Regions from separate parts of the Homo sapiens genome. Here region 1 is linked to region 2. Evidence: chromatin loops called from intact Hi-C (ENCODE). Cell type or tissue: spleen. All regions are shown on one strand. Links, peaks and the distances in the headings refer to the core of each region. The heading gives the core; the rest is flanking DNA.

The links. A loop is a pair of places that touch in the nucleus more often than their neighbours do. Peaks named below come from ENCODE experiments on the same cell type or tissue, not always from the same donor. Only the 100,000 strongest peaks of a DNase experiment are listed, where the experiment ranks them.
Region 1: it touches region 2 in a loop (13-fold over the local background); 104 of 110 quality-filtered maps call a loop at or near these places.

What each region holds. Positions count from the first base shown.
Region 1 is chr2:10,829,927-10,840,980 of GRCh38, reverse strand. It overlaps a transcript of PDIA6 not described here. Among named protein-coding and RNA genes, the nearest start is that of PDIA6, 23 kb to the right of the region's middle. RefSeq lists enhancers at 675-1,175, 5,216-5,716, 9,351-9,851. In spleen, for the core only: CTCF peaks have their summits at 5,500 (motif pointing left), 8,300 and 8,500 (motif pointing left); DNase peaks (open chromatin) are centred at 5,508 and 8,470; H3K4me3 peaks cover 794 bases; H3K27me3 peaks cover 3,933 bases.
Region 2 is chr2:11,119,618-11,131,993 of GRCh38, reverse strand. FLJ33534 (Putative uncharacterized protein FLJ33534) reads left to right here. Exons shown (of 9, transcript NR_040080.1): 2 at 2,896-3,010; 3 at 3,108-3,273; 4 at 7,209-7,411; 5 at 8,705-8,842; 6 at 11,032-11,231. Among named protein-coding and RNA genes, the nearest start is that of FLJ33534, 6.4 kb to the left of the region's middle. RefSeq lists enhancers at 1,211-1,711, 1,712-2,212 and a silencer at 1,853-2,162. In spleen, for the core only: CTCF peaks have their summits at 7,104 and 7,312 (motif pointing right); no DNase peak of the experiment used is centred there; H3K27ac peaks cover 1,947 bases; H3K27me3 peaks cover 1,087 bases.

The DNA of each region.
Region 1 (11,054 bases), core at 718-8,717, 290 kb after region 2:
CCCTGTGTGTCTGCATGCAAATGTCCCTCTTCCTACAAGGACACTGGTCATATTGGACAAAGCCTGCCTTTGATTACATCTGCAAAGATCCTATTTTCAAATAAGGTCACATTCACAGGTATCGGGGTTAGGACTTCAACATGTCTTTCTCAGGGACACAATTCAACCCATAATACCAGACCCTTTGTGCTTGTTGATGAGTCATTTTCCCTGTTACCTTTTCCCTGTTCAAAGTACCGGTGTGGTTTCTGTCTCCTGCCTAGTCCCTGACTAACACATGGCCCTAATTTAACTCACCATAACTCTCATCTGTCCCAGTCCAGCTGAGGTGGGATATTAAAGAAAGAAAAGAGAAATAGAAATTAAAAGGGGGGGGGGAAACAAGCTGCCTGTGATCTCCTGCTTTACCCCGAGGTCTCTCTTGTCCTCCTGATTTTTTTTGCAACAGAGCAACCCCTAAGCCATCTCACTGCCTCCACGCCCATCCATCTACAGTCTCCTTCCACAGCACCCTGCTTAAAACCCTCCAGAGACTTCTCAGCCAGGGTGAAATCCACGCTCTGCCCCGTGGTGCTCTGCCCTGCCCCTTCCCACACTCACCCTGGACCTGCGTCTCCCCTTGCTCGCTAGGCTCCGAGCCCAACAGCATCCCCGCCCCAGGGCCTTTTTTGGGCCACTCTTTGGACCTGGCCTGAATCCCCCAGGGCATCTGCTGCCACCACCTCATCATGTGAGCCTCTGCTCTGCCTCTCCCCTCGGGGAGGCGTTCCCTGACCAACTACTGGCTAAGGCCCCCTCCTGGTCACCCGCTGTCACATGGCCTCCTGTTGTTATCCTCCCCGCATGCACCTGTACCTAGAATTGTCATGGCTGTCTGTTCTGTGTCTGCTCCCCACTCCACCCTCGGCAGCGTTAAACCCTGAGACCAGGACCAGGCACTGCCTAGCATCTCCAGCACCAAGGACAGTGCCCGGCACACAGGAGGGGCTCAGCGAGTATTTGTTGACTGACTGTTGATGTTGCAGCCTTTATTCGAGTACAAATCTACAGAATACGGTAATTACATACCCAGCATTTTAAAAATTCAGATTTTCAGAAATAACAACCACCTGAAAGAAACCCTGGATCTTGTGGGTTTTCTTCATAAACTTCAGCACCTTTGTCCTTTCTCATCAACGCTGTGGAAAATGCTGTACGGTCAGGCCTGCCGCTGAATGAAGTCACTTCCTACTGAACCCTGGGGTGGCCCTGTGCGACTCCTCCGATGGACAAGGCTGGCCCTGGCAAGGGGAACGTCCACACAGGCCTCTCCAGCAGAAGAGCAAGAAACTGGAAGGTTCTCTGATGATAAGTCCTGCTCTCTGAGAAGCAGCACAGTCAAATGTAGAGAACACAGGACTAGGGGCTGTGGTTAGAGCTTTTGCCATAGACTGAGTGTTTGTGTCTCCCCAAAATCCATGCATTAGATCCTAATGCCCAGTGTGATGGTATTGGGAGGTGGGGTCTTTGAGAAGTGGTTGACGGGATCCGTGCCCTTACACAAGAGGCCATGGAGAGCTGCCTTGCCGCTTCCACTGTGTGAGCATGCATTGAGAAGACCCAAGAAATGGGTCCTCACCAGACACCAGATCCGCAGGCGCTCTCATCTTTGGATTTCCCAGCCTCCAGACTATGAGAAATAAATTTTTGCTGTTTTTAAGCCACCCAATCTGTGGTGATTTTTTTACAGCAGCCTGAACAGACTGACAGCTTTGTTCCCCAGTTTGTCACCTCCTGTGTCCTTGGGCCACACCCTTAACCTCAGTCAGTGACAGTTCTCCCCCTGCAAATGAGTAAACTAAGGAGACCTTGCTTTGAGGGAGATGTGTCCTGTAGAGAGAACACTCTAATTAATGCTAATTAAGCTGTTTCCTAATACAAGCCAAAGTAATCATTAAGAAAACAATGTCAATGGTATTAGCATTTGGTTACACTCTTGGGAACAGCTCAGAAAATAAAAGCCTATGAATGATTCCAGAACATGCTTAGAGCTGCTTCCTTGCTGCTGCCACCCAGATCTGACTCCTTAATAAGCCTGAGAAGTCTCCACGAGGAGCTGTTCTTGCCTGGAGCCTCTGGAAAATTGACATAACTCACGACGTGTGTCAGATTGCAGCAAAGATGGAGCTCAGAGAGGTTCCATTCCTGCCTGCTCCATTTTTGAAAACCAAGAGAAACTCATCAGAGTGGCAAGAGAGTGGCCAGCTCTGAGGAAAAGAACCCCTGGGTGGACCTCAACACCCACCCCCGGCACTTTCTGAGCCACTGCTTTCCTCTGCAAAGTGGGGCTATAATCTCTACCTTCAGGGAGAACGCAGATTACAGATACTATATGTACACAGTAGGTAACCAATGAATGGTGTCAAACGTCCACCATCTTGGGGCATGCGGAGTGCAGGGATCCGGCCACAGACCCGGGCCCTCTTCCAGCTGCCCAATCAGAGCCCGCTGCAGCCCACTCCTCACCTGCAGGCCCCTTGCCCCCAACTCATGGGCAGGGTCCCTCTGAAGCTGTTACCCTCATTACTAGAATGTAAGGTCACGGGGCAATCTGTGTGGTCCACAGGTGCATCCCTGGCACCTAGAACACACAATCAAACATTCAGTAAATGTTTGTTGAGGGTCATATGAATGAATGAATGAAGGAAGCGCCCAACGCCAGCCTTTTAGCCAACATTCTCTCATCACGAGAATTTTCTAGGGGCTCAGACACCAGTCCCTGGGTCCCTCCAATTCCAAAGACACACACAACTATCCAGACAGTTCCCTCAAATGCCTCCCCCAGACTTGGGAGAGACTAGTGCACAGGCAGCCTCTCCAGAGCAGTCCCTGCACCAGCCTCCTCAAGCTCCCCAAACTCTCACCCTGCCTTATTCTCCCTGGAGTGGGTGAGGGCCCATGCTGGTAGAACAGCTCTCAACCGCCCAGGCAGAGATGGGCTACCTGACACCTTGTGCTTTCTTCAGAACCCCTCAGGGCCTCAGCTGAAGCTCAGACAGAGTGCCTGCGTGCGCGCGCACACACACACACACACACACACACAACCTAATTTTCAACACACTTGCACAAATATAGAAACATCATGGGGAAAAATGCAAAATACCTATGATTTCTGGAACAAGATCCAAGATGACAAAGATATTCCCTGCTTATTCTGCTCATGCCCGGGCTCCCCTGCCCACCCCCAGTGCGTTCATGTGATATCATGAAAAAGCAGCAGGGGTGGCATGAACTTGCACACCAGGCTGCCCAGGCTTGAGACCCAGCTCTGCCACCTAGAAGCTTGGAGCCCCTGAACAAGCTGCAATTCTGTGCCTGGGCTTTTCTGACTGCAAAATGAGGATAATCACAGCCCCTGCCTCCAAAGTGTCCCGAGGATCAAATGAGTTGATGATACTTGCACGGCGCTCGGATCGTGGTAAGTGTGCTGCATAAGTGCTCCTTAAATCACCATCTGGAGTTTCCATACCAACCTCTCCCTGGCTTCATCTTATTTTTTTCTCCCCCTCATTTTTATTCCTCTCTGATTTCCTCACGTATGTTTTTTAATCTTGTCATATTGAGTGCATCTTTGCAAACTGCTTCTAATTCTTCAGGGAACTAAATGCTGTGTTTCGTGCTCTCTTTTCCCCGTCGCCTCCTTGAATATTTAGTAAGTCTTTGTGAGGACGTCAGCCCCTCCCTGCTGGGCTGGTGGTGTCCTGGGTAAGGGGGCCGTGGCCGCCATGGGAGCAGCACACAGGCCCAGCTTGCTGGGGGCCGCACTCATGGGAAACAGAGAGGGGTGACAGTGAGAACAGAGGCAGGGACAGAGCCAGCTCCTTGATCCTGCTGCCCCTGGAAGCTTCTCCTCCCAGCATCAAGCCCAGGCAGATTTGGGGTTCTGTTGTTTAGGAGACGTGGGATTTCCTTGCTGTAAGTGGGACAAGTATCATCACTGTTAACCATCATGAATGAGAATGAAACAGAATGAGAAGACAAAAAGCCAGAAAGATGTTCTCATTCCTCTGTGCTCACACAGCTCATCAGAGAGGGTTGAGGCATGGGACCCCACGTTCTAACCCCAAGGAGTCCCCATAACCCTGTCTGCTACCCTGAGACACAGGTCCCTTCTTGCTCACATGAAGTAAGCCATCTATTTTTTTTTAATCCCCATAGAACACAAGCGGCAATGAAAAGACACAATATAAAGAAAAGGTTAAGTAGATCAGTGGTTGCCAGGGGTAAGCGAAGGGGAAGATTGGCACAGGTTTCTTTTTGAGGTGACTGATGAAGTGTTCTGGAATTGCTGGGGGGGTTACACAAACTTGTGAATACGCTAAAAACAACCAAATTGGACAATTTAAAAGAGTGAATTCTATGGCATGCGAATGATCTCTTAATTAAAAAAAAAAAAAAGCCTGCAAAAGTTTCATTTAAAACCACAGAAGGCCGGGCACAGTGGCTCATGCCTTTAATCTCAGCACTTTGAGAGGCCACAGCGGGCTGACTGCTTGAGTTCAGGAATTCGAGATCAGCCTGGGCAACTTTGTGAGACTCCGTCTCTAAAAATAGATACATAAATAAATAAATAAATAATAAAATAACACCACAGAGCCCAAAGCCCCAGACCCATCCTAGACAAGGATGCTCCAGGCCTGACGTTGCCAGTGTCTGCAGCAGGCCATCGTAGGACCTGAGTGTGCCTTAAGGGAGTGTGGGATCTGTGGCTGAATTTCAGGAAGATTCAGCTTGTATTTCTTACATGGGAAAGACCCTCGGAAAAGTAGGGGTTGATCTCCCTTCCCCTTCATCACTGGTGGTGGCACCCCCACGGGCACCTAGTGAGGCCAATAGGATCATCTCAGGCACCAAGGTACTCCACGGTCTGAAAGTATTTTTTTTTTTTTGAGACAGAGTCTTGCCCTGTTGTCCAGGATGGAGTGCAGTGTGGCTCGATCTTGGCTCACTACAAACTCTGCTTCCCGGGTTCAAGTGATTCTCTTGACTCAGCCTCCCGAGTAGCTGGGATTACAGGCGCCCGCCACCACGCCCAGCTAATTATTGTATTTTTAGTAGAGACGGGATTTCACTATGTTGCCCAGGCAGGTCTCGAACTCCTGACCTCAAATGATCCGCCCGCCTCGGTCTCCTAAAGTGCTGGGTTACAGGCGTGAGCCACCGCGCCCGGCCCCCTCTCTAAGTATTGTGATTTCATAGGATCCCCTGGCGGTCCCATGAGGGAGACAGGGCCACAGCCACTGTCCCCATTTGGCAGCTGAGTGAAGGTGGAGCTCAGAGGTGGATCCAAACCCAGGCTGGGTTTCCTCGTGGGTCGGAGATGTCTGCTTTACTTTTATTAAAACATCGTCCCGATCTGGCACACCTAAAGCTGTGTATCCGAGTGTGCCGGGCCGGCTCCCTGGGCCCCACCTGCCTTCAGGCCTCCAGCTCTTGCCTGCAGCGACCCCTGGTGGGTGCGCCGGCCTCGTCACCTCCAGGCTGGGGACTGGGCTTCCCCGGAGGCCGCACCTGGAAGGAATACGCCCCGGATAAGGCCCGCGATGGAAACGGAACCCGGCTGGCTCACTGCCAGCGGCCTGGTCAAGAAGGCGGGCTCCGGAGCCCGACTGCCGGGGGTACTTGCCCACCTCACCCGCCTGCCAGCCCTGTGTCCCTGGAGTCCCCAGCCTTTCCACCATCTCAGGCCTGGGATGGAAACAGCACTTCCTGCAGATGGCTTGGGAGGCCTGGAAGGACGGTTCAGGTAAAGTGCACCGCCCGGGGCCGAGCAGCGGCCACAGTACACACACAGGCGCTGGTGCTGCTCCTTGCTGTAGGCCCGCCCCACCTGTTCATGTTCATCAACCCACGCTATGAAATTAGTTCACTCTACGCCAGGCACAGTGGCTCATGCCTGTAATCCCAGCACTTTGGGAGGCTGAGGCAGGTGGATCGCTTGAGATCAGGAGTTCGAGACCAGCCTGGCCAACATGGTGAAACCCTGTCTCTACTAAAAATACAAAAAATTAGCCGGACATGGTGGTGCGTGCCTGTAATCCCAGCTACTAAGGAGGCTGAGGCAAGAGAATCTCTTGAACTTGGGAGGCGGAGGTTGCGGTGAGCTAAGATCACACCACTGCACTCCATCCTGGGCAACAGAGCAGACTCTGTCAAAAGAAAGAACGGAAGGAAGGAAGGAAGGAAGGAAGGAAGGAAGGAAGGAAGGAGGGAAGGAAGGGAGGGAGGGAGGGAGGGAGGGAGAGAAATTAGTTCACTCCACAAACACATCAAGTGTCCCTTGTGTGTCTGAGGCAGGGAAGGGAGGAGACCTGCCTCTTAGTGTTCATAACAAAGAAGGACCTGGACCCTCCCAGGCCACAGGAGCCTCGGCCTGCATCCAGGCCACAAGGGTTTACTAAGCACCCTGTCAGTCCTGCCAGGCGCTCAGGGACCAATGAGATCCCACCTCTGGGAGTCACTGCAGCCCAGAGGGGTGAGGGGCAGTGCCACAGAGAGGCCAGGCCTCCGTGGAAGGAGGGAGGGAGGGTGGCCAGCCCCAGGGAGGGAGGGAAGCCTCACAGGAGAAGGGCACACGTGTCCAGAATGTTCCCTCTCCACAGAGAGGGTCTTTCTCTCCAAAGCACACTGCTGCAGGCAGCATCCGTGGCCCACATAGAAAGAGGCTCGCCTTTGATCCAGCCTGAGAGGTTCCCTTTTTTGTCTCTGCTCAGAAGCGCAGCCTGAAAGGAGAGTGAGGCACTGCCTCCTTTTGAAATCATGCAATTGCTGCTGAGACCCCAAAGAAAGATACAAATTCACTGGGATCTTTCCCCAGATCTGCGTTGCTCTCACTGTAGAAGCTGTTGGGACTTTGCAACAGTATTTAGAAAACACCTAATGCCCAGTTTAAATCTTCTTCAGAAGTCTGGGGATGGGGGAAGGGAGAGGAAATTATTTTAGAATTCCGCTTCCGTGTGGCAACATCCAAAGATAAGAGAAACACAGAGAGCACTGGTGGGACCTGGGAGGAGGCAAAGATTTCTCTAAACAAGCGTCTGGGGCTTCCAATAACCAGACACTGGCTGCCACTTCAGGGTCTTGGCACCTCGAGCTCCAAGCTCCACTTCCAGACACTTGATGGCTTCCAGCCCTGGGGATGTCATTTAACCTTTCCAGGCTCGATGTCCACATCCACTTAACTTCATACATCTCCCTGCAGAGCCCACTATACAGCAAGTACATGCCCTGGAATCCAGGCCCTGCCTCCGGGAGTTCCAATCTGTGTATGGGTATAAGAGGGATGTGTCTCTATTCATAGGGGCTTACAAGGCTGGTGCCAACCATACTGGCACTCTGGAAACTTCTGAGAAGGGGCTCAAACATGTTCTGAGGAGAGGGCCCAGCCGCCTCTACCTGGCAGAAGTCAGGGAATGAGCCCGCTGTGGGTTTTTGAGGTTCTGGGGGCCACTCCCCTTGGCTGTGAGGCTTATTACCCCACTGTGGTGATGGACTGAAAACCCCCAGAGGGGGTGGGGACACACCAAGCTCAGAGACACAGCAGCAAAGTGGGGGCCTGAGAAAGCTGCCTCCCAGGCCTGCTGATCGGGAAATTCCAAACGGGAAAGGATGATTAACAACTGCGGGAGCCGGAGGAGGGGAGAGGAGAGGGACCGGACAGGGAAAAAGACCCCAGATCCTGGGCCTGCCCGAGGGCAGGAGCCAGCCTGGCCAAAGTGAGACTAGAGGCCACACAGACATGGGCCCCTTCCGCGGAACTGGCCTGTCGAGGGAGCGGGGCTGTCCCTGACACAGAGCCTGGGCTCTACATGGACACCTGTCCAGGCAGGGGAGGGGATGCTTTCTGACTGCTCTGCCTCTGGGAAATGGGGACTCCTGGCCTTTCTCCATGCCCCAATATCATCTGTGAGCTCCCTCCCACCCATCACTTGGCCTTTTAAGGAGAGTGACCCCAGAGGGCTGGAGTTCTGGGAGCCTCCAGAGTCCCGGCTTCTGCGGGTCTCAGTGGCTGGGGGGGCGGGGGGTGGGACCAGCGCTGGCCTCGACCTTGCCTTTTCTGCGTCCGCCAAATGTCCCTGGGGGCCCAGGTGATCCTCACCGCCTCCTTACCCTGTTCCTGTGGCAAGCCACAGCCTGGCCTCCAAGCCAGCTGCCCCTCCCCTCAGGAGATGCCTCATCTGGGGTCGCCCTCTTCTGCCCTGGACCCGACCTCCTGGAAGGAAGACCGAGGCGGGAGATGCTGACTGCAGGATTCAGCCAGCCCAGGGCCTGAGCCTGGGCCCTTCGGTCCACCACAGCCCCGATTTTTTAGTGTAAATATTGTATCTAAGTACAGCACATACAGAGAAAAGCGCACGAGTCCTGAGCGCACAGCTCAAATCCCACACGCATCCCCGCAGCAGCCTGCGCAGAGCAAGGGCAGAGCGCCCCCTTGCGGTCACTTCCTGTCACTACTCAACCGAGGGTGCCCGCTGCAAGGTTAGGTCTCCTGGCCTCGTGCTTCAAACAGGAATTAATAGAATCCCACCAGGTGGTGTTTGTGAGGCGTAGATGGCGAGGATATCTGCAGCTGCAGTTTGCTCATTCTCACGGCTGCACTGCATTGCACTGTGTGAGCAGAACACAATTTATCCTTCCACTGCTGATGGGCATTTGGGCGGTTTGCAGTTTGGGATCTGGCCAGTTCTGCTGTTGTGAGCATTCTTAAGCCTGCCTTTCGGTGAATTCACACGCCCGTGGGGTGAGTATGTGCCTGGGGTTGGGATGCTGGGTGGGTGTGTTCCAGTTCAACATTGCTGGCAGGATTGTTGTCTATTTCACTCCCCGCCATATTCCACCACCTCGAATTGTGCCTGGAATATCATAGGTGCTCAGTAAATATCTGTTGAAATGAATTCTCTCCTCTTTTTTTTTTTTTTTTTTTTTGAGACAGGGTCTTGCTCTGTCACCCAGGCTGGAGTGCAGTGGCACCATCATAGCTCCAGGGGACCCTGGCTTGCCCGCCTCTGCCCTCAGCGCCCAGCAGAGAGCCTGGCACATGAGGAGAGAGAGGTTTGAGGGGAGAGGAAGGAGAGGACATTCACACCCCATGACTGGCTGCCCAAGGCAGGACAGCAGGGGTCCAGGAAGGTGGCTGGGAGGAGGAGGATGACTACGGCCGGGAGCTGGGTTCCGCTTGGAAACTGCATCCTGTCAGGCCCTAGAATCTGTCAGACACACAATCACGCGATGAAGGAGACGTTGGTATCAATTAACTCGTGTTCAGTGAAGGCCAATCCTGTCCAGTGAGCAGATTACTTGTGTCTGCCAGGCAGGGTGTGGAGGCGAGGGGCACATCGTAGCTGGATCTGAAAGCTGCTTATTGCACCCAAATCAGCAGCTGACGACACCTCCCATTCAGGCTACCCAGAGGTCTGACCGATGACCTGCCCCTGCCCCAGGATGTGGGGCTGCCGGGTGAAACGCAGTCTTAGCAGCTGCAAGGGAGGGCTCCAGCCACCATGCCAGAAGAGGCTTACAGGGAGAAGGAGCCGGAGAAGTAATGTGACCAGTGCCGCTGATTCTTAGTGAGCTGAGCAGTTTTGTCAGGTGGGGGCCACCCTCAGAAACAAGCCAGCCTGCGTTTCCCCGAGTCAAGAGAGTGCCGTAGACTACAATGTGCACGGGCCCGGGAGGAGGGCAGCGCCACAGCCCTGGCCACGGGGTCAAGGGGAAGGCTAAGTAGGTGGGGGCAAGTGGTCACAGCGCTCATCAACGCCCGCCCTATCACAGTAGACTCATCTGCGGCTCCAAGTGCCAAGGGTGAGGCCAACCCAAACCCACTGCAGTCAAGGAATCCCGGAAAGAGAGAAGGGGGGTCTCACCAGCGGCTGGAAGCAGAGCGGAGTCCGCTGCGCTCCCACAAGGGCCCTCCCCGCCAGCCCCTGTGGCTCAGGGACAGTGAGGGGCTGGGCCGGTGCAGGAGGGAGCTCATTTCTCCCTAGGAGGGAGACAGAGAGGCTAAGTGGGGAGGAACTGAATGTTCTGAAAAGCTGACGTGGCCAAGCGCCCAAGGAGACCACAGAAGTGCCCCGTGTGCCTCCTGAGCCACCAGCCGGCGGGGGTGGCACCAGGCAGACCTCAGCTCCAGCCCACTCTGCGCAGGTGGAGTCCCCGTGTGTCCAGGGGCACAGCCACGCCCGCGCAGGGGGTGACCCGAGGGCCTGGAGGGGCAGTTCAGTTCAGCTCTAAGTCTGAGGCCACATTCTCCCTATTTCCTTGAACTAATTTCTCACTTTAACTGAAGACTTAAGTATCTCCTACAAAATTGCTTTGCCCTCATGGGCTGGGTTTTGGATTTTATTTTTGAGAGAGTGAGCTCCAGAAAACAACTTAGAATCCTCTTTTGTCCCTTGGCTGCACTCCCCAGGCCGCCAGGGAGGAAAGGCCCTGCTGCTTCCTGCAAAGGCTCTGGGTGCCACCCCATGTCCCTGCAGACGCACTCCTGCCCCATAGCTGTGCCCGCAGGAAAAGGTGCCCGAGAGAACCTTGACCCTCTGGCCAGAACCAGGCAGGCTTGCAAACTCACTGAGTTCCACCAGTTCAAACACAAGCATTCAGCCAAAACAAATGGAGAACTGATAGGCACGGAGGTCCACAGCATATTATTCACGGATGCGTTCATTCATTCCAACATTCATTCATTCATTTTCCCAGGCCGTGCTAGGAGCTGGGACACAGCCCAGTCCTGGCCCCTGTCTTGAAGCTGCGCACCCACACTGGAGGGGCAGACACAGGCACTGCTTCTACATGCGGGTGCAAGGAGGCAGTGTGGAGCAGGAGCGGCCCCTCTACCTCCCAGGGCCTGGGGTGAGGAAGCTTCCTAGAAGGGCTGCCATGGCTTAAGGGTTGAGTGTCAGCCAAGGTAGTGGGGGGCAGAGAAGCATCCTAGGCAGAGACAGCCAGAGAGCAAAGTCTTCCATGCAACACGCTTGAAGAACTTGGGCATGGCGGGAGCACAGAGGACAAGCCCTGCC
Region 2 (12,376 bases), core at 2,564-10,563:
AAAAACTGGGGTGACCACAAAAGCTTGGATGCAAGAGAGAGCCTGGTATTTTGGGAGATGTGGGGGAGGAGACAAGGACGGGGGTGGCAGGGCACATGGGGGCAGGCCCCGGGGTATTTTCCACGGTATCCTGCACCCAGTGGGGAGATACCGATGGGCTGTGAGCCCCAAGGGAGCTGCAGGGAACAGAACCATCAGGACAGGGGCAAAAAACAGGTGAGGTCACCATTGCCATGGCGTGGTGTGGGTGAGCAGTGGCAACGAAGCCCCTACTGGGCTCGGGCGGAGGGCTGGCGTGGAGAAGACAGGGCTGAGAGCCAGGCCAGAAAGAGCTGCCAGCTTCGTCTTCCCACACTTGCATGAGGACGGAGCTGAGGGATGGGACCTTTTGGAAAAACATTAGTCTAAAATCAGAGCTGCAGGCCTGGGACTCTGTCTCTCCTCTGTTCCTCCCCTTGGAGCTGGGATGACACAGGGTGGCATCTAGTGACTTAAATTTTCCTGGTAAAGATGAGCACAGCAGGAGTGCGGCGGGGTGGGCCTCTGTGAGCTAGGACCCTGGGTCAGGCTTTTCTGAGTGCTGTTTTCGTGGAGGTGTCTGTGCTCCCTGCACTGCGACGACAGGTTCCTGCCATGCCCAAGGAGCAGCGGTTCTGGCTTCCCTGAACCCCCAGAAGGCATCCCGTGAGTGTCTTTAGAGAGGACGGTGTGTCCTGGGGGGTCCTTGCTGTGTGTCCTGGGAGGCTTTGTCAGGCTGACCGCAGGCTGTGGCCCTGAGCAGCTGGGAACAGCCATGCAGTTTGCTCAGATACCTCCAGCCCTGGCCACAGGCTCCAGACACAGGGACCAGGGCAAAAAAGGCCAGCAAGGGCATCTGTGACAAACCATCACAACTGATTGAGTTCCTGATGTATGTAGAGGCTGAATAGTTCAACGGATTTTTTTTTTTTTTTTTTTGAGACGGAGTCTCACTCTGTTGCTGGGGCTGGAGTGCAGTGGTATGATCTTGGCTCACTGCAACCTCTGCCTCCCAGGTTCAAGCGATTCTCCTGCCTCAGCTTCCCGAGTAGCTGGGAATACAGGTGTGCACCGCCACACCCAGCTAATTTCTTTTGTATTTTTAGTAGAGACAGGGTTTCACCATGTTGGCCAGGCTGATCTCGAACTCCTGACCTCAGTTGATCCACCTGCCTTAGCTTCCTAAAGCGCTGGGATCACAGGTGTGAGCCACCGCGCCCGGCTGGAGGTTGGTTTTTAAAAATTAAAATGTAATTTAAAAACCATTTCAGACCGAGAGTTGATAGAGGGCTGGACTGATGTGTGACAAAGCAAATACAATACAACGTAACTGCAGAATCTAGGTGGTGGGCGTATGGGTGGGCATATGTTGGGTGTCTGCCCTACCATTCTTTCAACTTTTCTGTATGTCCGAAAAATTTCAAAATAAAATGTTGAGGGGGAAAAAAAAACTCACCTGCCAGTCCAGGTCAGTCACTGCCAGTCTCTTTTTACATGTCCTTCTGCCTGGAAAAACATCCAAATTCACTCTGGGTGAGCCTCACTGCGCCCCAGCCTGGGAGGACCAACCCCGCCCTGCCCCTCCCGCCAGCTCTGAGGCTGGCCTCACCTGGGGATCAGGACACCGGGTTCCAGTCCCTGCTCTGCCAGTGACTTGCTCTGTGCCCTTGAGCGAGGGCTCAGGGCACACCCACATTTTGTGGTCTAACTTTATCTGAGACTTTCCAGGGGAGCACAAGAATCCCTGCGTTTGGGAGGTTGCTGGAGTTGTCTTTTATTGGGTTTTCCTCACCCCAAAAGGCGTAGCAAGTTTAGGGCCTTCAGCTGGGCGAGGCAGAACGTTCCAGCCCAGGCAGCCACAGGGTGGCCCCACCAGCCCGGGAGCAAGCACACCTGCGATGCACAGAGCGAGGCGAGGCTCCGCCCTGCGAGCCAGCCCCGCCCACTTCCTGTAGGCCCCCGCCCCTTCCCGGGTCGGCGGACGAGGGAGGGTCGCGAGCTCCGCCCCGTTCCGCCGGCGCAGGGCTCAGGGGCCCCGGAGCTTGGGAGCGCGAGGGAAGGAGCTGAAGGGGCGGGTCCGTGGGAGGCGAAGGCAGGGGAAATGTGTGTCTGCATTTTTTAATTTGCAGGGGATATTTTCCGTCCCCTTTGTCCCGTAAGCCTCTGCTTTTTGGATGAAAACGTTGGCTTTACCACCCTCTCTCTCCTTCCCGCACGCGCACACCTTGAAGGCATCCTACCAGGCGGTGACCGCAGAGGAAGCACCCAGAGCCACAGTTCTTGCCTTGTCAGCTGCTCCCACCACGTCCCCAGAAAGCTCCGGGTTCGTCAGAACAGCAACATTAAAGGAAGGCCCAATTTATCTATGGAAAAATCCGCTCCGGCCTTCCTCTTGTAGCCCCAACCGTTTTCACTTCTAAGTAGCCGCTTTGGGTCTTACTTGTTGGTTGTACAGTTGCTGTCAATGTGCCTACCATTTTGTACCCAGCTTAAAATTGTTTATTTATTTATTTATTTATTTAGAGGCAGAGTCTCGTTCTATCACCCAGGCTGGAGTGCAGCGGGGCGATCTCTGTTCATTACAACCTCCGCCTCCCGGGTTCAAGCGATTCTCCTGTCTCAGCCTCCTGAGTAGCTGGGATTATAGAGGTGTGCCACCGTGCTCGACTAATATTTGTATTTTTAATAGAGACTGGGTTTCGCCATGTTGGCCAGGCTTGTCCTGAACTCCTGACTCAAGTGATCTGCCTGCCTTGGCCTCCCAAAGTGCTGGGATTACAGGCGTGAGCCACCATGCCTGGCCAAATTTTTTTTTTTAATGTATCAGCAATATTTTTTCATGTTTCTCTTTATATATATATATATTTTTTGACACAGGGTCTTACTTTGTCGCCCAGGCTGGAGTACAGTGGCATGATCGTAGCTCATTGCAGCCTCCACCTCCCTGGGCTCAGGAGATCCATCTCAGCCTCCTGAGTAGCTGGGACCACAGGTGCTTTATAATCTTTACACATCTCATTGTAGCCAGTTTCTTAGAGTTGATGCATGATAATGTGTTTAACCAATTTTTTCTCTTCTTGGGCATTTAGGTTTTGTTCAGGTTTAGCACAAGCTGTGATGAATATCTTCAAGCCTCTGCTTCCTGCTGTGGAATTGTTGCCAAAGGACACATTCCCAGATGGGATTACTGAGTCAGAGGAAGTGGACATTGAGTGGCTCTCAACAGACAGGCTGTGTTGCTCTCACAGTGCCCAGGTACCACCAGCAATGTATACACATACAGGAAGCGCCGGCTTCCCTGTTGTCTTGTTGCTGTGGCGTGTTGGGGTCTCTAAGACCACCCTGGGTTTGTTGATTGGCTAGGAGAACTCGCAGAACTCAGCATACAGTGATACTCGAGGCTATGATGTATTACGACAACTGGAAATGAAGCAAATTCAGCAAAGGAAAAAGGCACATGGGTCAAGTCCAGAGGAAATGGAGTGTGAGGGTCCAAGACCCTCTCACATGCTGGACGCGCCCACTTCCCCCAGAAGTGTGTTGGGACAACACGTGTGGAATGTCATTTGTCAGGGACACTCACTAGAGATTTGGCACCGAGGGTTTTACTGCAGGCTAGTCACAAAGGCCCCCTCTGCCTAGCATGTACCAAAATTCTGGACTCCCAGTACGAAGACATAAACCACAGTGTTTACACAGTTTAGGGGCAGTGAGCCATTCATATCAGGGAAGGGCGGGAACCCTCCCCAAATCCAATTTCCCAGATACGAACCAAGGGCCAACCTTGCAAGCAGTCCTTGCTAAAGATAACATTGCTATAATTTGTATTTCTTTCATTTTTCTTTTGAGAGTAAATCATTTCGATATAAAATAATGAGATGGGACCTGGCCATCCGAAGGTTCATTCACTCTCAAGGCTGGAGGTTGATGCCAGCTGTCGGCTGTGACCTCAGGTGGGTCTGGCGGCCAGCTGCGGCCCCTCCATGTGGCTTGGGCTTCTCTCCAGTGTGAAGTGGCTGTGTTTCAAGGATGAGGAACTGACAAAGAGGGAACCAGGTGGAAGCAGTGTCACCTTTTCTATCCTAACCACAGAAGCCACCCTGTGCCACTTCTACCACATTGTTTATTAGAAACAAGTATGAATACTGGCCCATATTCAAAGGGAGGAGAATTAAACTCCACTTTTGATGGGAGGAGGATCAAATAATTTATAGAGGTTATTTAAAACCATCACAAACATATTAGATTTGCCATGTTTAGGCATTTATTCTGCAAAAAAACATACAAATGTGCAAAGTTACTTGAGGCTATTTTCTGCAGTGTTATTTGTGTTAGTTAAAAAAAAAAAGGAAACAATCTAAATGTCCATCAAGGGTCAGGTGCAGTGGCTCACGCCTGTGATCCCAGCACTTTGGGAGGCCGAGGCGGGTGGATTATCTGAGGTCAGGAGTTCGAGACCAACCTGGCCAACATGGTGAAACCCCATCTCTATTAAAAGTACAAAAAATTAGCCGGGCATGGTGGTGCATGCCTGTAGTCCCAGCTACTCGGGAGGCTGAGGCAGGAGAATTGCTTGAACTCTGGAGGTGGAGGTTACAGTGAGCTGAGATCGTGCCACTGCACTCCAGCCTGGGCAAAAGAGCAAGACTCCGTCTCAAAAAAAAAAAAAAAAAATTCCATCAATAGAAGACTGGTTATGTTACTTGTGGTATCTTTACTATACTTATTACTTGTAAAGATGTCATCTATATAATGTTAAGCAAAACAAACATGATAAAACAACAATAACAAAACGTGTTGCAAAGTGGTATATGCAGTCTGATTCTGGTGTTGTTATTATAATATGAGTTGAATGCATGAGAAAAGTCTGAACGGACGTGCTTCCTCCCGTGTCTACTGCATATCTTTAGGGAGTAGACCGGAATGCAGTGGCATGATCTTGGCTCCCTGCAGCCTCCAACTCCAGGGTTCAGCAATCCTCCCACCTCAGCCTCCCAAGTAGCTGGGACTACAGGCATGCGCCACCATGCCTGGGTAGTTTTTGTGTTTTCTTGTAGAGACAGGGTCTCACTGTGTTGCCCAGGCTGATCTCAAACTCTTGGGCTCAAGCAATCTGCCCACCTTGACTTCCCAGAGTGCTAGGATTATAGGTGTGAGCCACTGCACCTGGTCAATCATGTTAACGCCTAAGATATGATTGTCAGGGGTAGTGCAGAGAGCACAGAATTGAGAATCCAGAGAACTGGGTTCTTGTCTAGGCTCTGACCCTACCTTCCTGGGCTTTTTTTTTTTTTTTGAGACAGGCTCTCCCTCTATCGTCCAGGCTGGAGTGCAGTGGCACCATCACGACTGACTGCAGCCTCCTGCGCCCCGTGATCTTCCCACCTCAGTGCCCTGAGTAACTGGGACCACAGGTGTGTACCACCGCACCCAGCTAATTTTGTTTATTCTTCTGTAGCAATGGACTCTCGCTATGTTACCCAGGTTGGTCTCAAACTCCTGGGCTCAAGCGATCCACCCTGCTTGGCCACCCAAAGTACTGGGATTACAGGCGTGAGCCACCATGCCCGGCCTGGGCCCATTGGTAAGGATTATTCAACAGTAAAGATAGTAAATCTATGACAGTCTCTCTTGGATTATGTATTAGTTTGCCAGAGCTGCCCTAACACAATGCCATGAACTGGGTGGCTAAACAAGAGAAATGGAGCGTGTCACAGTGCTGGAGGTCAGAGGTCTGAGAAGAGGGGTCGGTGGGGTTCATTCCTTCTGAGACAGTGAGGGAGAATCTGTGCCAGGCCCCTTACCCCACTTTTGGGACCTTCCTGGCAATCTTCCATGTTCCTTGGTGTGCAGAAGCATCACCCTAATCTCTGCCTTCATCTTCACATGGTGTTGTTTCTTTGTGTGTCTCTGTCTAAATTTCTCCTGTTTTATGAGGGCACATTCATACTGGATCTCAGCCCACCCTACTCCAGTATGACCTCATCCGAACTCATCACATCGGCAATGACCCTGGTTCCAAATAAGGTCACATTCTGGGGTGCTGGGGATTAGCACTTCAATGCAAATTTTGAGAAGCACAATTCAACCAATCACAGATTATACAGATTTGAATTCCTTCTGGGATCTATTAAGGGATAAAACCGACCTTGTATGGCCAGGCACAGTGGCTCGCACCTGTAATTCCTGCCAGCCCTTTGGGAGGCTGAGGTGGGTAGATCACCTGAGGTCGGGAGTTTGAGACCAGCCTGGCCAACATGGCAAAACCACATCTCTACTAAAAATACAAAAATTAGCTGGGTGTGGGTAGGCACGAGCCTGTGATCCCATCTACTTGGGAGGCTGAGGCAGGAGAATCACTTGAAACCTCGAGGTGGAGGTTGAAGTGAGCTGAGATCATGCCAGTGCACTCCAGCCTGAGTGACAGAGCGAGACTCCATCTTAAAAAAAAGAACCAACCTTGTATTCAGCCCCCACTGTACGTCAGGCATTATTTCCAGTCCTCACCTCACCTCATTCGGTGAACAGTATTAGCTCCATTTTATGGATGAGAAAACAAAGTCTTCAAGAGGCTGAGTGTCTTGTCCAGGGACCCAGGCAATAAGTGGCAGGCCTTGCATGGAATTCACTCATACAACTTCTAAAGTCTGTGCTTTATTGGAACTGCAGAGCTGTGGTTTGACTAATACTTGACTACGCCTAAGGATTTTTCCCCAGGAACTTCCTTGATAATTTTCATTAAATAGACCTTATATTTTCAATCCACTCGAGCCTCTGGGAGACAAGTGAGAAATTCCCTGATGGATAATGGCATTAAAAACAGCAACTGTGTACACTGCTTGAAAAGTGTGCTTTCTTGCATTTCTCTTGTGAAGTGTTGTGACGGCCTTGTGAAGTGGAGCCGATCACATGTGGATTTAGGGGCAGAAACTGGAAGACCACAACCCACCTAGACCGCACAGGCAAGAAATGGACCCCCAGGACCAGAATCCCTTCTGACTATAGTTTCTGGCCTCTTCTTCAGTTGTTATTTGCAGAGAAAAAGCATCTCACATAAACAGTTTTACTTCGGTTATCAAAAAGATACTCAATGATCTATATTTCAAAGACTCTAGATTCCTGGGAGTTGGGGGAATTTTAAGCATTGGGAACATATTCTGGAGCATGTCTTTATGTTCTTTATTCTGTAGCTTCCCATGGGTGGCCAGCCGAATGCATTATGGGAGAAAGCAGGTCTCGTGGATAATATTTCTGAAGATCGGAGCAGGTTGCCAGGTCCACGTCGGCCATGACTGCAGCACGCTCCGGAGGCAGCAGGGGGCACCCTGGAGCTTCGCATCCTCCTTCAGGCCCGCGGCATCTCCCCTGGCTCCACCATCCCCAGGTGTCTCAGGTTGGACGCACGGTAGTTCGCTATGGCCATTTCTGATTAAAGACAGAACAAATGGATTGTCCGGATACGGTGTCTGTGAAAGGAACCCAGCTGTGAGCCTCGGCAGGCAGGTGCGACATTCTAAATCCACAGGGAGGGCCCAGAAGGGACGCAAGAGGTCACCTGCCGTGCAGGGTGCGGGGGGTCTTGGAGGTGGGCAGCAGCTGTTCACCCGTGAGCGACGAGGAGCATCAGCGCTTGAACAGCGGAAGCAGCATTTACAGGTGAACACCAGCCCGAGAGGGCCGGGGGGCCCAAAGCTATGGTGTCCAGAGCCTCCCAGCTCCCACTCTGGCCTCCAGTGGCCATGGAATTGCTAACTATGAGGGCGCAAGCTTCTCCCAGCAAGTCAAGGGGATGCTATGTGCTGCGATAACGGGTCCGGCCGCCTTGCCTTTGGCCTTCCAAGCCCCTCTCTGAGCCCCAGGACGTACCCACACCTGCCGGCCCATGTAGGGTGGTCCCAGCCTGCGTCAGTCAGGCCACACTCCGGAGCCAGGCTTGGTGCAAACTCCCAGCTGAGCTCACCCGCTGGCTGCGGTCTGTGATACTTCCCTGGTGGTCTCTGACGGGGCTGTATGGCCTCCCTCTGGAACCCAGGCTGAACACTCGAGGAGCTGGAGGCAGTCGGGCAGAATCAGCCTCTGGTTGCCAGCATGGGGTGTCAGGCAGGGGCAATCCAGCGGGGAGCCTGGGGAGAGAGGGCGGGGGTGAGGCACTGATCTCAGGCTGTGGGGAGGAATTCACACCTGCATGGCTGAGGCTGGTGCTGCCCCCCTGATCACCAGGAGATCAGCCTCTCCTTCCCCAGCCTCAATTTGCACCCCTGGCCTGTGCGGTTGGCACTGTCTCCCGTGGGGAGCCCCTGCCTGGCTCAGGGGAGACCCTGGTGCAGAGCCCACCTTTGGAGCTGCCCTGTCCTGCTGAGGCAGGAGCCACCCCTGGCCTGGCCCTGGCCCTGGCCCTGGCCCTCCGGTGAGGCTGCAGTAGCCAGGAGAAGGCCAGTCAGAAAGGCCATCTGCCTGGCGGGTGTTTCTAGCCAGCAGGCCAGGGTAAGGAAGTTGTCAGGCGTCCTGCGGGGATGGCCAGGGTTGCAGACAGGGGTGGCAGCCAGCTCCATGTAGCTCTGGGACCCAGGTGTGTGGCAGGGCCAGGAGCATGTTCTGCTGCTCTTCCAGGCCCGACTCCAGCTCATTTCCTTGAGAGACCCTTTCACCTATTCCAACCTGCATTTGCCTGTGTCGTCCTTTGCAGCAGCAGCCTTGTGGCTGTGCCTCTTCTGTGCCCTCCGAGTTCTAGGCTGAGGGTGAGGATTGGATGAGTTGATCCACGCAAGGCTCCTGGCACAGTGCCTGGCATATGGTTAAATAGACTTGAAGTTATAATTACCAGGTATGTGACCCTGTCCTCAATATGAGTGCCACAGTGGGCTGGAGAGTGGCAGCCCTGCTGGGCAGGATCGTAGGGTCTCAGTGACAGGCCTTCCTCGTATCCCTGACAGGGAGAGAGGCTCACTGAATAGTAAGTTGGCTGTGTCTTTTCTGTCTGAGCCTCTCTGGGAAGCTTCCAAGGGGATAAAGGCTTGAGCTGGAACTTGGAGGAGTTTGCAGGTGGCTGGATTGGGGTGGGGGTGGGGAGGAGGGTGCCAGCATGCCAGGTGGGGGAACAGCATGGGCGAAGGTATGGAGATGGGGGAGGGATCTGGACAGGGTGCCTGTGGCTGGAGCACAGGGCATGTGTGGGCGGGAAGCAGGTGAAGAGAGGAAGAGCTCTGGGGGACTTCTGGAGGGGACCCACCGTAGGAGCAGGCCAATGGCTGGCAGGGCTAAGTGGTGCAGGTGCCCCTGATGGATTTGATCGAGGTGGGCACACATGCTCATGTCAGAGGCATGTAAACCAGAGCAACTCCATCTTGCGTAGGAGCTGGGTAAAATGAGGCTGAGACCTACCGGGCTGCATTCCTGGACAGTTAAGGCATTCTAAGTCATGGGACAAGACGACACAGGTCATAACGACCTTGCTGATGAAACAGGTTGCAGTAAAGAAGCTGGTCAAAACCCACAAAAACCAAGACAGCCATGAGAGTGACCTCCGGTCGTCCTCGCTGCTACACTCCCACCAGGGCCATGACAGTTTACAAATGCCACAGCAATGTCAGGAAGTTAGCCTATATGGTCTAAAAAGGGCAGGCATGAATAATCCACCCCTTGTTTAGCAGATCATCAAGAAATAACCATAAAAATGTGCAGCCAGCAGCCCTCGGGGCTGCTCTGCCTATGGAGTAGCCATTCTTTATTCCTTTACTTTCTTAATAAACTTGCTTTCACTTTACAGACTCACCCTGAATTCTTTCTGGGGTGAGATCCAAGAACCCTCTCTTGGGTTGTGGATCGGGACCCCTTTCCTGTAACATATATAGCTCTGTACACCTTGAGGGTCTTAGAGGGAGGGTGGAGAGAGCCCAGGGCTGAGGGCGCCCCTTCTGTCAGGGGTGAGGCTGATGCCTGGAGCCTCAGTCTCTGCCCCACCCACCAAGGCGGAAGGCTGTCCCCTAAAGAGGAGCGATAACCCAGGGTCCTAAAGGAGCAGCGGGGCTCCTTAGTGTGGTGGGAGGTGGAGGTTGGTTGGGGTCAGGGTGGGAAGTGGGTGCCTGGCCAGGTGAGCGTCCCCAGATCTGTGGGACTGGCTTCTGCAGACCTCTGTCCCCGCTCCTGCTTCATCACCCTGACCTGCCCCTGTGCTGAGAGAGGACAGATGAGAGGGTGGGGCCAGAGGCTCTGCAAACTGTGAAGTGCTGTGCTCACCCCCCTTGAGGTTGTTCATTCTCAGTTCAGCTGTGCTTCTTCCCGGGGAGAAAGTCTTCGGAAGCTCAGGGAAAAGGCAGATCAGGAATGCGGAAGTGCCTGGGGAGGGAGCCACTCAGAGGATTACTGTCCACATGGTGAAAGCAACCCACACAGTGGTCCCCCGAGAGCAATCAAGGCCGGGGGAAGGGGTGCTACAGGCCCCTGAGACTGAGGAAGGGGAGGAGATATGGTGAAAGGGGACAGGAAGGGACTTTTGGGGGTTGCAGGCATCTCATTTGTTTGTTAAGCCATTTCCCCATCACACCAGCCCATAAGGTAGGTCATATTTCCATTATACCTGTTGGAAAAGGGAGGCTCAGAGAAGGTGAGTAACCTGCCAGGGTCACACAGCAGAGCTGGCATTTGAACTCAGGGCTCTGACTCATGGGTCCTGGGAAATCCCTCCATGGCAACAGAAAAGATCACAGAGAGGCTGGGGCCAAAGACAGATTCTGCCTAGCTCCCAGGTGGCCTGTGGCCAGCTCTGCAATGATTTCTTCTAAGGCTGTTAGTCTTTAAAGAATGGCAAAGCCCAGGAGTGAGTTCGTCTGCTACTGCGAAGTGAGTTGTTTCTGAGACGCACTTCTGGGAGGTAGTGACATTGCTGTCACAGAAGGGACTGAGCAGAAACTGCTGCTACAAATACGTCTTGTTTGAGAGTGAGCTGGGGCTGGGTGAGCTCGGAGGCCCTTCAGCTCTGGGGTTCCTTCATTCCAAGTCTCTTTCCTTTCACAGGCCTGTTTCCTCCTCATGAGAGGTGGAGCGGTGGTTCCCAAACACGATGTGGGAAGTGTGTTAAAATGCAGATCCTGGGCTCGACCCTGAAGCTCTTCCGGCATCCACCTTCCCAGGTGACCAGACTCTGGGGAAGGCATCACCTCAAGACTCCTGCACCCTTCCTCCAGAGTCCTGGGATTCAGCTAAATCCTGGGAAGGTAGGACGGGCCTGCGCCTCCCGCCTTCCTTTGCTGTAGGGTTGGTCCTGTCTCTGCTCCCTCAACCCCTAGTTCCTGTCCATTTCTCTTGAGACAGCTTGTCTGTCTCGGGTCCTCTAAACCTACTCTCAGGCCCTCACTTCCTGTCACCTGGGCAGCAGAGCATGTTTTCTTCAATAGCACCCTCCCTAAGAGACTCTTCAAATCATTTATTTGTCATGATGCATGATAGTTAAATGAAATAACAGAGGCAATGAAGCACCTGCTCAGAGGCTGGCACCTGGTGCACTTTTGACAAGTGACACTTTCATCTTGACAGTTGGGAGGAGCTTGCATGGATGAGTGGGGACGTGGGTGTGCTGGGTGGCACCAGGGCACACACAGCTTGACATATGGACACTGTCTGGCAGCAGGTTAGATTAGAGGTGGACGGGGTACGGATGTGTGGACAATTAAACTAGGACTCAGGGACGCTCTGCCCCAGGACTGGGCAGGCAAGAGCTCTGGGAAGTCAGTGGGCAGACAAAGGGTGTGGTTGGGTGGGCAGGGCTTCCTGGGGGAGGTGATGGTGTTGACCTGACCAGGGACCCATGCCCTTTCACCACTTTGTTGTTCTTTTTTTTTTTGAGATGGAGTTTCGCTCTGTTGCCCAGGCTGGAGTGCAATGGCACCATCTTGGCTCACTGCAACCTCTGCCTCCCAGGTTCAAGTGATTCTCCTGCCTCAGCCTTCTGAGTAGCTGGGATTATAGGCAAGTGCCACCACGCCTGGCTAATTTTTGTATTTTTAGTAGAGACAGGGTTTCACCATGTTGGTCAGGCTGGTCTTGAACTCCTGACCTCAAATGATCCTGCCGCCTTGGCCTCCCAAATGTTGGGATTACAGGCATGAGCCACTACGCCCAGCCTCTTTTCTTTTCCTTTTTTTTTGAGACAGGGCCTCAAGCTTTGTCACCCAGGCTGGAGTGCAGTGGTGTGAACATGGCTCACTGCAGCCTCAACCTCTGGGATCAAGTGATCCTCCCACCTCAGCCTCCCGAGTAGCTGGGATTATAGGTGTGCACCACCATGCCCAGTTACTCTTTTTGATTTTTGTAGGGATGAGGCCTCCCTTTGTTCCCCAGGCTATTCTCAAACTCCTGGGTG